Regions from separate parts of the Homo sapiens genome. Here region 1 is linked to region 2. Evidence: read pairs that join two places in POLR2A ChIA-PET (ENCODE). Cell type or tissue: Caco-2. All regions are shown on one strand.

Region 1 (8,000 bases), 230 kb before region 2:
ACTTGAAGTTCTGCTCTAACAAAGAGAAAATAATTTGCTGTTAGCATGTTGCTGTGGATTTTGTGGCCAATACTTGGTGCATCCTGTGAGACTTTCCCAGGAACATGGGAATCAGATTGCCTGGGAGAAGCAAACCCCAGACCTGCAAATAGTGGGTCAGAACGGAAGTGTGCTGTTACCTTTAAAAAGAGCAAGTGGGCTGGGTGCCATGGCACACACCTGTATTCCCAGTTACTTGGGAGGTTGAGGCAAGAGGATCACTTGAGGCCAGGAGTTTGAGGCTGCAGTGTGTCTGTGAATAGCCTCTGTGCTCCAGCCTAGGCAACAAAACAAGACCCCCTCTCTAAATAAATAAACACCCCATCTCTAAATCAGTCAGTCAATCTTAAAGGAGCAAATGACTTCCAGTTCTCAGGACTAGGCTCTAAAGAAAGAACAGGTCCTTCAGAAGAGGGAGTTGAACAAGGGAGACACGTACCCAGGGGCGGAGTCCAGGCATCAAGGCCCAGTGAAAGGCCTGAGCTCTAGTGCCTCTGTGGCTATTATTTTTACATATTACTAAAGTGCATGGATGTTGGACACAACCATGGGGCTCTCCCACAGACTGTCCTGTAGTAATCACCATCACATGGCCAACCCTAACTGGACACTCACTGTACTGCTGACTTGGCATTCAACATAATGTTTTCCAATTTAATTAACTGGGAATCCCCCCCACAGCCTTCCTAGGATAATTTGCCTCCCATGTTATTTGTGTAGATGAAGAGAATTCACCAATAGACCTGGACATCTGTGGTGGCTCACGCCTCCAATCCCAGCACTTTGGGAGGCCAAGGCAGGCGGGCCACTTGAGGCCAGGAGTTAAAGTTTGTTTTTAGGATTCTGACTTTTAACTCCCAGCATCAGACATCAGTGTGTGTACATTTTTACAGATACTGTGTAGAATTACCTATGTGTTTGTGTGGATTTCTTAGCTCACTTTTTGCATCTTTTTTTTTGAGAATGAGTCTCGCCATCTTGCCCAGGCTGTAGTGCAGTGGTGAGATCTTGGCTCACTGCAACCTCTGCCTCTGCCTCCCAGGTTCAAGTGATTCCCCTGCCTCAGCCTCCCGAGTAGCTGGGACCACAGGCTCACACCACCACGTCTGGCTAATTTTGTATTTTTTAGTAGAAACGGAGTTTCACCATGTTGGCCAGGCTGATCTCGAACTCCTGACCTCAGGTGATCCACCCGTCTCGGCCTCCCAAAGTAATGGGATTACAGGCGTGAGCCACCACGCCCAACCAGGATCTTTGTTTTAGACAGCAATATGTTCCAAATGCCTGGAACTGTGCCGGACACATACACACTCAGTTTGTTGATTGAATGAATCTTACCGCCCCACCATCCCCCATGCTCCCTATTTAACTGGACAGAGAACAGGGATGTGGGGAGGCCTTATCTCAGACTCCTCCCATTTTTTCCCCGTTATTCTTAGCATGTGACTTCTATCCTTAGGGTCATCTTATGGCTCAGGATCCTGTCATTTTGTTCCAGGTAGGAAGAAAGAGGAAGAGATAGGACTGAAGAACTCTGCCAGCTGAGTCACCCCCCTTCTAAAGAGGAGTCTTCTGGAGCTTGTTGCCAACCCTGATAACTTATGCTTACCCCTCATTGGCTATAACTTCATCACATGATCACCCTTTCTGCAAGAAAGGCTGAGAAATGTAGGCACATTCCCTCCCAAAACAAAATTCAGGATCTGTTAGGAAGGATATGAGTTAGAGAACTGGCAGTGCCTGCCACAGAGTGTTCTCCAGCTGGCTAGGGAGGGAATGGCAGCAAGGTTTCTCCTATGTGAGCCTATTCAAGGTGGCCCTCTTATTTTGCTTCGGGGCAGAGTCTGAAACAGATAGGGTCTGGTGCCTAATCAGTAGTGGTGGTGATATCCCAGGGAAGAGCAGAACCAGTGGTTTTTAAGTAGATTCTTTGTACCTCTCAAAGGTTTGATTTGATTTAATTATCAAACACTTTCACAGCATGCTTGAAACTTAGATACAATGGACTTAGTAGTGGTTATCACAACATCCAGAAAAGCCTCTTCTGAGACCTATCCAAGGCTGTCATGTCAGCAGGGGAAGCAGTCCACAGTTACTGGGTGGAGTCTTCCTGCTTTGGGGCCTCTACTGGGATTTTTCCTTAGCAGCTCCCTCTTCAGGAACCTTCTGCTGGTATTCGGGCTTTCTGACTCTCCTTAGCTCTTCCTGGCCTGAGAATGTTTTGATTTTGCATAAGTACTATTATGGATCCTGCCTATTAAGGAATATGAGTTATATACTCTATCCCTCCAAAAAACGTTGCTCTTGATGCTGTTTAAATGGAAAAACTGCAGTGAGGGAAAGAGGAGATCCATGCTGATGTGAAATTTTGTTTTTCTCCTTAGGAATGAAAGATAGTGAAGGTTTTAACTAACTGGAACTACTTGCAGTGTGATTCGTTGGAAATTTTCATTATGGATTTAGTCTGCAGGGCCAGGCGGGTGACAGAAATGAGCAGGCTTCTATCATGAGGACATCATAAATGTCTTCACACAAGCACCTACATATAAACACACAGGCCTAATAAAAAGTAGCATTTGAGAGCTCACTTTTTTCAGGCACTGTTTTAAATGCTTTATGTGTATCATTCTCACAGGGCTTTGTTTACTGGTAAGGAAACTGAGGCTTGGGGAGGTTAAGTAACTTAAGTCCCCACAGTGGGAAGTGGCAGAGCAGGGACCCGGACCAGGCATGCAGGCTCCAGAGCCCTCGCTGTTATTCATCATGCTGAATTCACTTCTACAAGGGAACATTTTTTCTCTGATGTTCTTTTTTTTTTTTTTGAGACGGAGTCTCGCTCTGTCGCCCAGGCTGGAGTGCAGTGGCACAATCTCGGCTCACTGCAAGCTCCGCCTCCTGGGTTCACGCCATTCTCCTGCCTCAGCCTCCCGAGTAGCTGGGACTACAGGAGCCCGCCACTACGCCTGGCTAATTTTTTTTTTTTGTATTTTTAGTAGAGATGGTGTTTCACCGCGCTAGCCAGGATGGTCTCGATCTCCTGACCTCGTGATCTGCCCACCTCGGCTTCCCAAAGTGCTGGGATTACAGGTGTGAGCCACCGTGCCCAGCCTTCTCTGATGTTCTTAAAACACCCTGCCCAGTCAGCCTCCCATTTTCTCTGCTCTTGACAGACATGTTACTTTCCTGCTTACTGTGTAGTAACAACAGTGGTCCAAGTGTGATGGCACCTCGCATTTGGCCCCAAGGGAAGGGAGTCGATTGGGAGTGGTGAGGACTGAGGCAACAGGGTATCAGCTGAGTTCATGCCCTGGCTGAAGAGGGCAGCTTCACCTGGTTCCAGCCAGTTGTGGCCCAGTGTTGCCACATAGTTGGGTTTTTTAAATAGAAGCCCATTCTGGTTTTTGTGAGTAGTCTCCTGGTTTTTAAATGTTGGCAGCTAATTCAGAAGTTTTAAAAAGCAGCACATAGGCTAAGCAATACATATGTACAGGCAGAGGTACTTGCCAGTCACCACTCTATAGCCTCTGGTCTAACTCACTGAGGCTGTAGCTTCTTTGATAAAATGAGTTGATATTTCTTGGGTGTTGAATGTAAATGAGGTGCTGTGTACTTTGGAATGTATGATACAGATTGGAAACTGTCACCATAATTTTATTAATATCATAGCATCAGAGAAGGTTGGGACTGGAAAGGAACTTGGAAATATCTAGTCATATGTTTTCCAAATTACAAGAGGTGAGATGTCATGATAAGTGAACCCTTCCTTCCCTCCTTCCTTCCCTCCCTCCCTCCCTTCTTCCTTCCCTCCGTCCCTCCTTCCCTCCCTCCCTCCCTTCTTCTCTCCTTCTCTTTTCCTCCCTCCCTCCTTCCTTCCCTCCTTTCCACCCTCCCTCTTTCCCTCCCTCCCTCTGTCCCTCCTTCCTTCCCTCCCTCCCTCCCTCCTTCCTTCCCTCCCTCCCTCTTTCCCTCCTTCCCTCCTTCCTTCCTTCCATTTTGAGACAGGTTCTCACTCTGTCACCCAGGCTGGAGTGCAGTGGCGCAATCTCAAATCACTGCAACCTCTGCCTCTCAGGCTCAAGTGATCCTCCTGACTCAGCCTCCCGAGGAGCTGGGACTACAGGTGTGCCCTGCTGATTTTTATACTTTTTGTAGAGATGGGGTTTTGCTGTGTTGTCCAAGCTAGTCTCAAACTCCTAAGTTCAGGTGATCCTCCCCACCTCAACCTCCCAAAGTGCTGGGATTACAGGCATGAGCCACCATGCCCCACCAGAACGTTTTATATTTTAATGGTTATTTATTTTAATATGCATTCAGAAAATATAACTAATGTATGAAAACTGTTATTTTGTGAATTTTATTGCTTAAGGTGAGTTAAAGAGCACTAGTAAATACTCGCAGTCATGCATTGCTTAACAACAGGGATACGTTCTGAGAAATGAGTCATAGGCAGTTTCACTGTTTTGCGAAAGAATATTATGGGTATACTTACACAAACCTAGATGGTATAGCCTACTACATACCATATGTATAGCTTGTTGGTATGGGCATATGGTATAGCCTATTGCTCCTAGGCTATAAACCTGTACACCATGTTACTGTATTGAATACTGTACGCTTTGGTAACACAGTGGTAAGTATTTGAAAAAGTACAGTCACAATGCAGTACAAAAGATAAAAACTGATATACCTGTATGGGGCACTTACCATGGATGGAGCTTGCAGGACTGGAAGTTACTCCAGTGAGTCAGTGAGTGAGCAGTGAGTGAATGTGAAGGCCTGGGACATGACCGTATGCCACTGCAGGCTTTATAAACACTGTACACTTAGGCTACCCTAAATTTATAAAAATAATTTTCTTTTTTTTTTTTGAGACCGAGTTTTGCTCCTGTCGCCTAGGCTGGAGTGCAGTGGCACGATCACTGCTCACTGCAACCTCCACCTCCCAGGTTCAAGTGATTCTCCTGCCTCAGCCTCCCGAGTAGCTGGGATTACAGGTGCCCGCTACCACACCTGGCTAATTTTTGTATTTTTGGTAGAGACTGGGTTTCTGTTGTTGACCAGGCTGGTCTCGAACTCCAGATCTCAGGTGATCCACCCGCCTTGGCCTCCCAAAGTGCTGGGATTACAGGCATGAGCCACTGTGCCCAGCCTATAAAATTAATTTTCTGGCTGGGCGCGGTGGCTTATGCCTGTAATCCCAGCATTTTGGGAGGCCGAGGCAGGCAGATCACGAGGTCAAGAGATCGAGACCATCCTGGCCAACATAGTGAAACCCCTTCTCTACTAAAAATACAAAAATTAGCTGGGCATGGTGGTGCACACCTGTAGTCCCAGCTACTCAGGAGGCTGAGGCAGGAGAATCTCTTGAACCCGGGAGGCGGAGGTTGCAGTGAACCGAGATTGTGCCACTGCACTCGACCCTGGCAACAGAGCGAGACTCTGTCTCAAAATATAATAATAATAATAATAATAATAATAATTTTCTTTATTCAATAATAAATTAATTTTAGCTTACTGTAACATTTTTACCTTATAAACAATTTTTTTTAACTTTTTGGCTCTTGTAATAGCACCTAGTTTAAAACAAACACATGGTACAGATGCACAAAAATATTTTTTCTTTATATTCTTATTCTATACTTTTTTTTCTATTTCTTAAATTTTTAGGTTTTTAAAACTTTAAAATTATTTTTGTTAAAAACTAAGCCACAAAACACACAGATTAGCCTAGGCCTGCACAGGGTCAGGATCATTCATATCACTGTCTTCCACCTCCACATCTTGTCCCTTGGAAGGTCTTCAGGGGCAATAACACACATGAAGTTGGTATCTCCTATAATAACAATACTTTCTTCCGGAATGCCTCCTGAACCTGCCTGAGACTTTTTTACAGCTAACTTTTTCTTTTTTAAATAAGTAGAAGGCAATGACAATAAAGAGTATAGTATAGGCTGAGCACGGTGGCTCACACCTGTAATCCCAACACTTTGGGAGGCTGAGGCAGGCAGATCACTTGAGGTCAGGAGTTTGAGGCCAGCCTGGCCAACATGGCAAAACCCTGTCTCTACTAAAAATACAAAAATTAGCTGGGTGTGGTGGCAGACGCCTATAATCCCAGTTACTCAGGAGGCTGAGGCAGGAGAATTGCTTGAACCTGGGAGGCGGAGGTTGCAGTGAGCCAAGATCGTGTCACTGCACTCCAACCTGGGCAACAGAGTGAGACTCTCTCAAAAAAAAAAAAAAAGTATAATAAATACATAAACTAGCCGGGCGCAGTGGCTCATGCCTGTCATCCCAGCACTTTGGGAGGCCGAGGTGGGTGGATCACCTGAGGCTGGGAGTTCAAGACTAGCCTGACCAACATGGAGAAACCCTATCTCTGCTAAAAATACAAAAAATTAGCTGGGCGTGGTGGCTCATGCCTGTAATCCCAGCTGCTCAGGAGGCTGAGACAGGAGAATTGCTTGAACCTGGGAGGCGGAGGCTGTAGTGAGCTGGGATTGCTCCATTGCACTCCAGCCTGGGCAACAAGAGTGAAACTCCGTCTCAAATAATAAATAAAAAATAAATAAATAACAAACTAATAACATAGTGGTTTATTACCAATTATTATGTACTATACAGAACTGCATGTGCTATTCTTTTATATGACTGGTAGCACAGTAGGTTTGTTCACACCAGCATCACCACGAATATAAGTAATAAGTTGTGCTGTGACATAATGACGGCTATGATGTCACTAGACGATAGGAATTTTTCAGCTCCATTTGTAATCTTCCTGGACCACTATTGTATATGTGGTTCCTCATTGACCAAACGTTGTTATGTGGTGCATAACAGTATATTTAAAATACATAATAATATATAATATTATAGTGGTGCATGAATGTGGCAAAAGCCATGAAGGTGGTTTGAGAATGACTAAAGTTTGAGTAACAGTGATCTAGTCTAAATCATCCTTTTTAGATGAAGAAGTGAGTTTAGCAATTGTGACTGTTTCTGGGGTTTTCTAATTTCAAGTTCCCTTTGCCTTCTAGGAAAAGCTTATAACATCAGTATTTCCCACACGAATTTACTTTGCCACGTAGATAGTTCCAGAGTGTTAAGTGCCCAGTGGAAATGAAAATACTTAGCACTGCCCTCCGGGACCTTATAGATCAAGCATAGAACTCATAAAAATGGTGGCTGGGTTGAAAATTCTCATTAATACACAGTCAAAGGATTATTTTGGTTTTGCTTTTTTAAGGTGATGGCTTTTTTGGTCAACGTGATGTTTTATAAATGAGTAATGTTAGGCCAGGTACAATGGCTCACGCTTGTAATCCCAGCACTTTGCGATGCCAAGGTGGTAGATCACTTGAACTCAGGAGTTCAAGACCAGCCTAGGCAACATAGAGAAACCTCATCTCTACTAAAACTACAAAAATTAGCCGGGCGTGGTGAGGAGGCGGGAGGATTGCTTGAGCCAAGGAGGTGGAGGTTGCAGTAAGCTGGGATGGTGCCATTGCACTCCAGCCTGGGCAAGACAGCAAAACTCTGTCTCAAAAAAAAAAAAAAGTAATGTTTACTTCTAAATATCTGGTCAAGAACTGTTTACTTTACGTAAGCTCTTTCCCAGAGCTAGTTTTCTGCGGCGGGGGGAGTAAGAGATACTGAACCTCTTCTACTTAAACAGTTAACATTTTACAGAATAATTTCATAAAAGTTTAGTAAATCCTTAACTATCACATTGGAAATCTCATGCCAGATTCTGGGTTTACAGTGTGAGAAGGCGAAGCAGCAGAAGGCATGTCATTTACCAAGGCTCGTTGGTCCCCGAGGCTAAGGCACAAGAGAAAGCTCCATTTGTTCTGCCAGGAACTCTGGCTGGATAAAATCGAGCTCCTGCCTCCAAGTTGGGGGTGGTGGGGAGGGCCCTGGGCCGAGCCACTGGGACTTAGGAAGGAAGAGAGTAGTATAAG
Region 2 (8,000 bases):
TGCTGTGATTTCATACTATTCACAAAAATTAAGGTTTCATTCATATTTGCTAAATTTGTTATTTGGAAATAGGGCAGACGGGGGCACTTTGGAAAACAATTCTATGTTAGAAGATTATCTTTTGCTTAATTCTTAACCTAAGGTAACAGCAGTATCTTTACACAACTACTGTAAAGAAACATTTTAAGTTTTCATTATGAATTATTAACTGTAGTTTAACTTTGACACAAAGTTATCTCTATTAAAGTGGGTTAAAAGGCAGGTCTCTGCCAAAACAGGACTGGGGAAATCTGTATTTGTTCGCTTTTCAATTATAGTCATTAATAGCTCAAGAATTTTTGCTTTTGTACACAATAAAGCAGCAAGGTTGTATTTTGATTTTGAGGAGCTGAAGGCATTGGATCAAGAGTTAATTTTCTTCTTCTTTTCTGCTGTACAGAAATCATGTATAAACAGAGAAGGGAAGCCCAACAAACAAAAATGAGAACTATTATTCTACTAAAAGTAAATTTTGTGACCTTAATCTGGGGCAATCTGGTAAAAGTCAAAATCGCTAATGTTGTGACACAATGTTTAAGATTTGTTTCAAAATAATCTAGTTTGTGTGGGGGGATACAACATGAAACAAAACCGACCTTGGCTATGAGTTAATAATTGTCAAAGCTAAGTGAGTGACTAACACATGGGGTTCTCCATACTATTCGAGTTTCGCATGTTTTCCAGAATAAAAGGTTTTTAAAAAATGGTATTTAAAATACCATTTCCCTATTGAAATATGCCATTGTGATATGGCAGTATTAGACATGCTTTATACTGCTTGTATAGTTGTTTGCTTATGTGTTTTTTTTGTTTTGTTTTTTTGGAGAGAGTCTCTCTCTGTCGCCCAGGCAACCTCCACCTCCCGGGTTCAAGCGATTCTCCTGTCTCAGCCTCGGGAGTAGCTGGGACTGCAGGCGCCCGCCACCACACCAGGCTCAAGAGATAGTCTCCATCTCCTGACCTCGTGATCCACCCGCCTCGGCCTCCCAAAAGTTCTGGGATTACAGGCGTGAGCCACCGCGCCTAACCTGCTTATGGAGGCCTAGGAGGGTGGATCACGAGGTTAGGAGTTCGAGACCAGTCTGGCCAACATGGCAAAACCCCGTCTCTACGAAAACTACAAAAATTAACACGGCGCGGTGGCGGGCGTCTGTAATCCCAGCTACTCGGGAGGCTGAGACGGGAGAATCTTTTGAACCAGGGTGGCAGAGGTTGAAATGAGCCGAAATCGCGCCACTGCACTCCAGCCTGGGCGACAGCGTGAGACTGTCTCAAAAAAAAAAAAAAATTCAAACAAACATTTTAAATTACAAACAATGGTAAGACTGTCAGAAAATTCTAGGAAAATGTCAAAAACAAGGAGGCCACTTTGCCGCATGTGTGTTAAGAGATGGGTATAAATCAAAATAGTTTCAGTTCACTAAGGAAATTTAATGCCTAAAACAATCCTAAGATACAGGAGGATCACTCAGGTAAACACACACTCCTTACTCATATAAAATTGAACACCCATAAGTTGCATTTCCTTAGAGTACACCTATAAAACTAAGTACAGAATTTTTAAAAACCCAGTATGTTTTAGTAAAGTTGCTGTTCTAAAAATCCCACCTGTCACCAGGATAACCGAAACTGCTCCCTCTACACTCCAACTGTATTTTTAGTTTTTACCTCAACAAGTAGCAATGCAATTTACACTTGGTAAGCACGGATTCCTGAAACGCCAAAATCAACCGGGAACCTGATTTAACTCCACCACGCTCTTAACAATGAAAGCTACAAGCAGAAGAGAAGTGTGACCTTAAAAACTTCCACACAGCCGAAGAACAGTGGCAGAACAGACTGAAGCACGTATCTTCGCGGAACAGAAGAAAACTTCCACACAAGCAATACTGCAACACGGAGGCGGGGCAAGGGCTTAAAAGGAAAGTCAGCCAACAGGGAGGGGTGAATATAAGCAAAGCTTCCGTGAAAAAAAACTTATCGAGGTGTAGAGCAAGACAAGACAGACAAATTTTTCCATCTCCGTACACCCCCCTTCAGAGCCCAACACACAGCAAGTGCTCTAGATAGGTTTGCTCAACTCAAGGGAAGCTTCTGCCAGCAACTTTCCCAGAAATGGAATGACAAGAAGAAGCTGGATGATGGCGGGGCGGGGAGAAATGGACAGGTTGCTCATCCTGCGGGAGATGGTGAATATCCTGCAGTTGCCTAAGCGGAGATGGAAAGAAACAGCATCCATCGTTTACAGACTGTCAACTACAGTGTCCCAATTAAGCGTACGCCCCTTTCAGATGTTAACAACTGAAAACAATGCCCTGGCTCTGGACATGGGCACGCGGAACACTGCAGCCTCTAAGAAACCCAAACGGATAGGTAGGTCAACTTCTATCCACTCTGCCCATTAAATTATACCTTCATATCACGCTAATAAATTATGCAGACGGTTTACTGGGACACGCTGTGGGTCTGGCACTCTGATAAGCGCTTTACACGCCCCATTTCACTGAACCTTAAGAGGCAGGGACGGTATTAGCAGCCCCTTTTCCAACCAAGACACAAAGACTTTTTAAGTGTCTTGCCTAACGGGGCAGAGCCGGGTTCGGCACCCGTTTTGGACACCTGGGCCGTGCTCTTAACCACTAAGCTACAGACCTGGGCCGGCGACACTGAGAGGCTCCAGCCCTCGGGGACCTGAAGCAGGGACCCCCCCCCCCCCCCGCCTGCGCCCCAGCCCCGGGAATAACTTCGGCATCCCCGCGCGCGCCATGCGGGACGAGGAAAGGCGGCCGCAGCACCTGTTTGTGGCACCGGTGAGGGCTGGAGGGGATGGGGGCGCCCGGGGCCAGGCCTCAGGGCGCCCCGAGGCGAGGGAACGCAAGAGGACCCGCCTCCTCCGGGAAGGCCCCGCGGGCTAGAGAGAGGCCCGGGAGAAGGCGGAGGGGTGCGCGGGCCCGCCGAGGCCTAGGCCCCACCCGCCGCCCACCTCCCCACCGCGGCGGCGCCCGCGAGGGCCCCACCAGGCCCGGCCCGGCCCGGCCGCCTCACCTGGCTGCTGCTCCGAGCTCGTCCCCCGGCCGGCGGTCCTGGGCGGTGGCGGCGAGGAGGGGAAGGAAGAAGGAAAAAAGGGAGAGGAAGAAGGGACGAAGGGAGGGAAGAGGCGGAGTGGCCGTGGAGGAGGCGGGCGCCGCCGGGCCGGGGGGGGGAGGCGGTCAAAGGAAGCGGGAGCCGAGAGAGACGCGGCAGCCGCCGGCGCAAACGCTGAAGAGCCGCTCAGGCGCCCGCAGCCCGGCAGGAAGTGACGGGGGAGGGGCAGGCGCCCGCCCCCGGCCCCCGCCCGCCTCCAGGCCCGGCCCCGGCCCCACCCCCACCCACGGTCCGAACCACAAGTTCCGGCTGGCACTGCGGCGGAGCCTGCGCTCGCAAGGCACGCCGGGGGCCCAGCGGGAGGAGCGCCCTGTCCCGCCTGGACCGCAGCGGCCCGTCCTGAGTCCCGGGGCCTGCCGGGAGTTGTAGTTCTGGTGGGAGTTTCGCGCTGCCTGCTGGACTCGAAGCGGGTCTGGGAGAACCCAGCCTACCTTCTTTCCTCCTCCACTTCCTTTTTCCTTCCTTGCTGTCGCTTCTTCCTCTTGTCCTGCCTCTGGCCTTCCTTTCTCTCCTTCCTGCAGTTGTTTCTTCCTCCATCTGTAAATGTTCATTAAATGCTTGCCATATGCAAGGCATTGCTCCAAGAGCTAAGAATGTAGTGGTGAACTGACAAAAATCCCTGCCCTCGTGGAGCTTACATTCTTGTGTAAGTAAAATACACAATAAATAAAATTGAAAAATGTGTAGTGAGATAAAAGACAATGGCCCGGGCGCGTTGGCTCAGGCCTCTAATCCCGGCACTTTGGGAGGCCGAGGCGGGCGGATCACTAGGTCAAGAGATCGAGACCATCCTGGCTACCACGGTGAAACCCCCGTCTCTACTGAAAATACAAAAAATTAGCCGGGCGTGGTGGCGGGCGCCTGTAGGTAAACAGCTACTCGGGAGGCTGAGGCAGGAGAATCGCTTGAACCCGGGAGGCGGAGATTGCAGTGAGCTGAGATCGCGCCGCTGCACTCCAGCCTTGGCGACAAAGAGACACTGGTCTCAAAAAAAAAAAAAAAAAAAAAAAAAAAAAAAAAAAAAAAGACGAGAAGTGCCAGATTACTATTTATTTCACCCAGACCTAGATAAACTAAGTGGTTTTTAGCAGCTGTATTGTATGGGAGGTTGGAGAGAGGGTGGCCAGTAAAGAATCTTGGCCAGGCGCAGTGGCTCACGCCTGTAATCCCGGCACTTTGGGAGGCCGAGGTGGGCGGATCACCTGAGGTCAGGAGTTCGAGACCAGCCTGACTAACATGGTGAAACCCCGTCTCTACTAGCCGGATGCAGTGGTGGGCGCCTGTAATCACAGCTACTTGGGAGGCTGAGGCAGGAGAATCTCTTGAACCCGGGAGACGGAGGTTGCAGTGAGCCGAGATCACGCCATTGCACTCCAACCTGGGCAACAGAGTGAGACTCTGTCTCAAAAAAAAAAAAAAAAAAAAAAAGAATCTTGAACTTCTGCACACTCAGCGAAAATTATGCTCGCGTTGTGAGAGGTCCAAGAAACTGAGAATGAATGAAGGAACTGCAGGTGCACAGAGCTTCTCTCTCCCGCTCACTCTGGGACTGCCGCCCCACTATTTAAAAATAATTCTCTCTTTCTTAAATGTCTCTCAATCTAATAATTGCTCAATCTCTCTTGCCAACGGAATATAAATTCAAAATACGAGCTGCTGTGTCTGAAGAGGCCCCTCCAAACAAGGCTTTGGAGCCTTAGCGAAGCCTGGGAGGACACTTGCCTCCTTACATTGCTTCTTGTGAAGTGCAATGACACTGAATTTCAGAACACCAAAAATAGTCAAAGGACTTTCACCGTCCCTTTAGTGCCCATCCAAGACAGTAGTAAGCAACATTCAGATATTGTCCAGCCCTCTGCTAAAAGTGATCTTTTCTTTCTAACTTCCAAGCAGTGTGGATCCCATACCTCCTTGGGTAAAGGAGCAGATGCAGAGAGGTCTCCCTAAACCCAAAGCTGCGCACAATCAGACAATCTCGTCAAAGGTGATTTTGCTATCACCCATAGGGACAAAAGTGGTGGGTCTATGACTTCCAGTCTCAATTTTCTTCCCTCTTTCCTCCTTCCGCATCTTTTTTGTTTTTTTCTTGAGACAGGGTCTCGCTCTGTCACCTAACTAGAGTGCAGTGGCATGAGCACAGCTAACTGCAGCCTCAACCTCCTGAGCTCAAGAAATCCTCCTACCTCAGCCTCCTGAGTAGCTGGGACCACAGGCATGTGCCACCACTCCCAGCTAATTTTTTAATTTTTTATAGAGACAGGGTTTTACTAAGTTGCCCAGGGTCTTACTAAGTTACTAAGTTGACCAGGCTGGTCTCAAATTCTAGGCTCAAGCAATCCTCTTGCCTCAATCTTCCAAAGTACTGGGGGGATTATTCCAGGTGTGGGCCACCATACCTGACCAGGAGTAGGTCACCTAGATTTGTTTTCTTCTGTTTGTACCTAGAAACTATCAGTCAAGTTCTCTTCCAAGGTCCTGAAGACCTCTTGAGTCTTGCTAAGTAATTAAGGAATCATTTTTCTTTACCTTGAGAAAAAGATGGAAGCTGTGTGTTCTTGGTTCACAAGAAACTGTGAGCATTAAGTATGTTACGATAAATTATGTGTGTTCCTTCTCACAAGATAAATTATGTGCATCTGTACTAAGGAATGGGAACATGCAAAACTCATAAAAGCCCTGTGAGATGCTGAATTTTTTTTTTTTTTTTTTGAGACAGAATCTCACTCTGTTGCCCAAGCTGAAGTGCAATGGTGTGATCTCGGCTCTCTGATGCAAAGCTCATAAAAGCCCTGTGAGACATTTATTTTTATTTTTAATTATTTTTTTTTTTTGAGACAGAGTCTCCCTCAGTCACCCAGGCTAAAGTGCAGTGGCGCGATCTCGGCTCACTGCAACCTCCACCTCCCGGGCTCAAGCAATTCTCCTGCCTCAGCCTCCCGAGTAGCTGAGACTACAGGCGCTTGCCACCATGCCCTGTAATTTTTGTGTTTTTAGTACAGACGGGGTTTCGCCATGTTGGCCAGGCTGGTCTCGAACTCCTGGCCTCAGGTGATCCACCCGCCTCGGCCTCCCAAGGTGCTGGGATTACAAGTGTGAATGTTAACCTCTGATGAATTATCTGTTCCACTCTCATAGCCTCTTAGTAGAACTTTGCACCCTTATAATTTTCAATTATCTGTTGAGTATATCTATTAGGCTAGAACTAAGTGATCAACTTCCATGACAGCAGAGACTCAGCCTGTCTTAGTAGTCATGATGGTCCCTGGCCCATAACACAGTGCCAGGGACACAATAGTACATGATAAATTTCCGTAGACTGCTGAAAAATTACAGCCTTGCTTATCTCTGCGCAAGTCCCTAAGAAACAGGGAACACCTGTAGGGTTGATTGGTGTATGTCAGGGTCACCTGTGGTATGTGTAGCACAGGAGAACAAGGTTGAGAACTACTTGCTGGCCTAAATAAGTAATTCCCAAGCTTATTTGAGGTAGCCTGCACTCCTAGGGATATATCAGAATCTAAGAGCAACAATTAGAAGACATAAAAATATAATGGGGCCGGGCGCAGTGGCTTACACCTGTAATCCCAGCACTTTGGGAGGCCAAGGCAGGCGGATCTCTTGAGGTCAGGAGTTCGAGACCAGCCTGGCCAACATGGTGAAACCCCATCGCTACTAAACATACAGAAATTAGCCAGCCGTGGTGGTATGCAACTTTAGTCCCAGGTACTCGGGCATGTGAGGCAGGAGAATCACTTGAACCTGGGAGGCAGAGGTTTCAGTGAGCTGAGATCACGCCACTGTATTCCAGCCTAGGCAAGAGAGCGAGACTCCATCTCAAAAAACAAAATGAGGCTGGGCACGGTGGTTCACGCCTGTAATCCCAGCACTTTGGGAGGCCGAGGAGGGCAGATCATGAGGTCAGGAGATCGAGACCATCCTGGCTAACATGGTGAAACCCCATCTCTACTAAAAATACAAAAAATTAGCTGGGCGTGGTGGCAGGCACCTGTAGTCCCAGCTACTCGGGAGGCTGAGGCAGGAGAATGGCGTGAACCCAGGAGGCAGAGCTTGCAGTGAGCTGAGATCGAGTCACTGCACTGCAGCCTGGGAAACAGAGCGAGACTCCATCTCAAAAAAAAAAAAAAAAGAAAAAACAAGAGAAAAAAGATATAATGGAAGATCCCATTTACAAAGCAGTGGAAAAATAAAAATACCTAGAAATAAACTTTACAAGAAATATGCACAATCTGTGTGAAGAAAAAATGTTTAATTCTGCAAAAGAATACAGAAAAAGACTTGAACAAAGAGAAATACAGGTTATGGTATTGGCTAGGAAGGTTCCATCCAGATCATTAAGATATCAGTTGATCAAGACATTGAAGGACAGCCTGGCCAACGTGGCAAAATCCCAACTCTACAAAAAAAGTACAAAAATAATTAGCCGGGTGTGGTGGCATGTGCCTGTGGCCCCAGCTACTTGGGAGGCTGAAGTGGGAGAATCGCGTGAGCCCAGGAGGTTGAGGCTGCAGTGAGCTGTGATTGCACCACTGCACTCCAGGCTTGGAGTGAGACCCTGACTCAAAAAATACATTAAAATTTAAAAAGACATTGAATGAGATCCCAAGAAAAATAACAAACAGGATTTTGTTTTGGATCTCTATGAGCCATGTCTAAAGTCTTATGGAAAAATTAATAAGAAAAATAACCAAGAACTTTCTGAAAACTCCTGACCAAATAGCAAACATACTATTGGTAAAGCATTACCAATTAAAATAGTTAGATGCTAGTGCCTGATTAGTTCCACAATCAATGGAAGA

What was found. Peaks named below come from ENCODE experiments on the same cell type or tissue, not always from the same donor. Only the 100,000 strongest peaks of a DNase experiment are listed, where the experiment ranks them.
Region 1: POLR2A ChIA-PET joins it to region 2 with 13 read pairs; 3 of 35 experiments call an interaction of 5 or more read pairs at or near these places.

The regions. Positions count from the first base shown.
Region 1 is chr20:48,955,594-48,963,593 of GRCh38, forward strand. All of the region lies in intron 6 of ARFGEF2 (ARF guanine nucleotide exchange factor 2), which reads left to right. Among named protein-coding and RNA genes, the nearest start is that of ARFGEF2, 38 kb to the left of the region's middle. In Caco-2, no CTCF peak of the experiment used is centred here; no DNase peak of the experiment used is centred here.
Region 2 is chr20:49,185,032-49,193,031 of GRCh38, forward strand. It overlaps STAU1 (staufen double-stranded RNA binding protein 1), which reads right to left and starts at 3,303. Exons shown (of 14, transcript NM_017453.4): 1 at 3,085-3,303. RefSeq lists an enhancer at 2,047-2,116 and silencers at 2,517-2,676, 2,907-3,576. In Caco-2, no CTCF peak of the experiment used is centred here; DNase peaks (open chromatin) are centred at 1,950, 2,170, 2,820, 3,510 and 1 weaker place; H3K4me3 peaks cover 2,689 bases.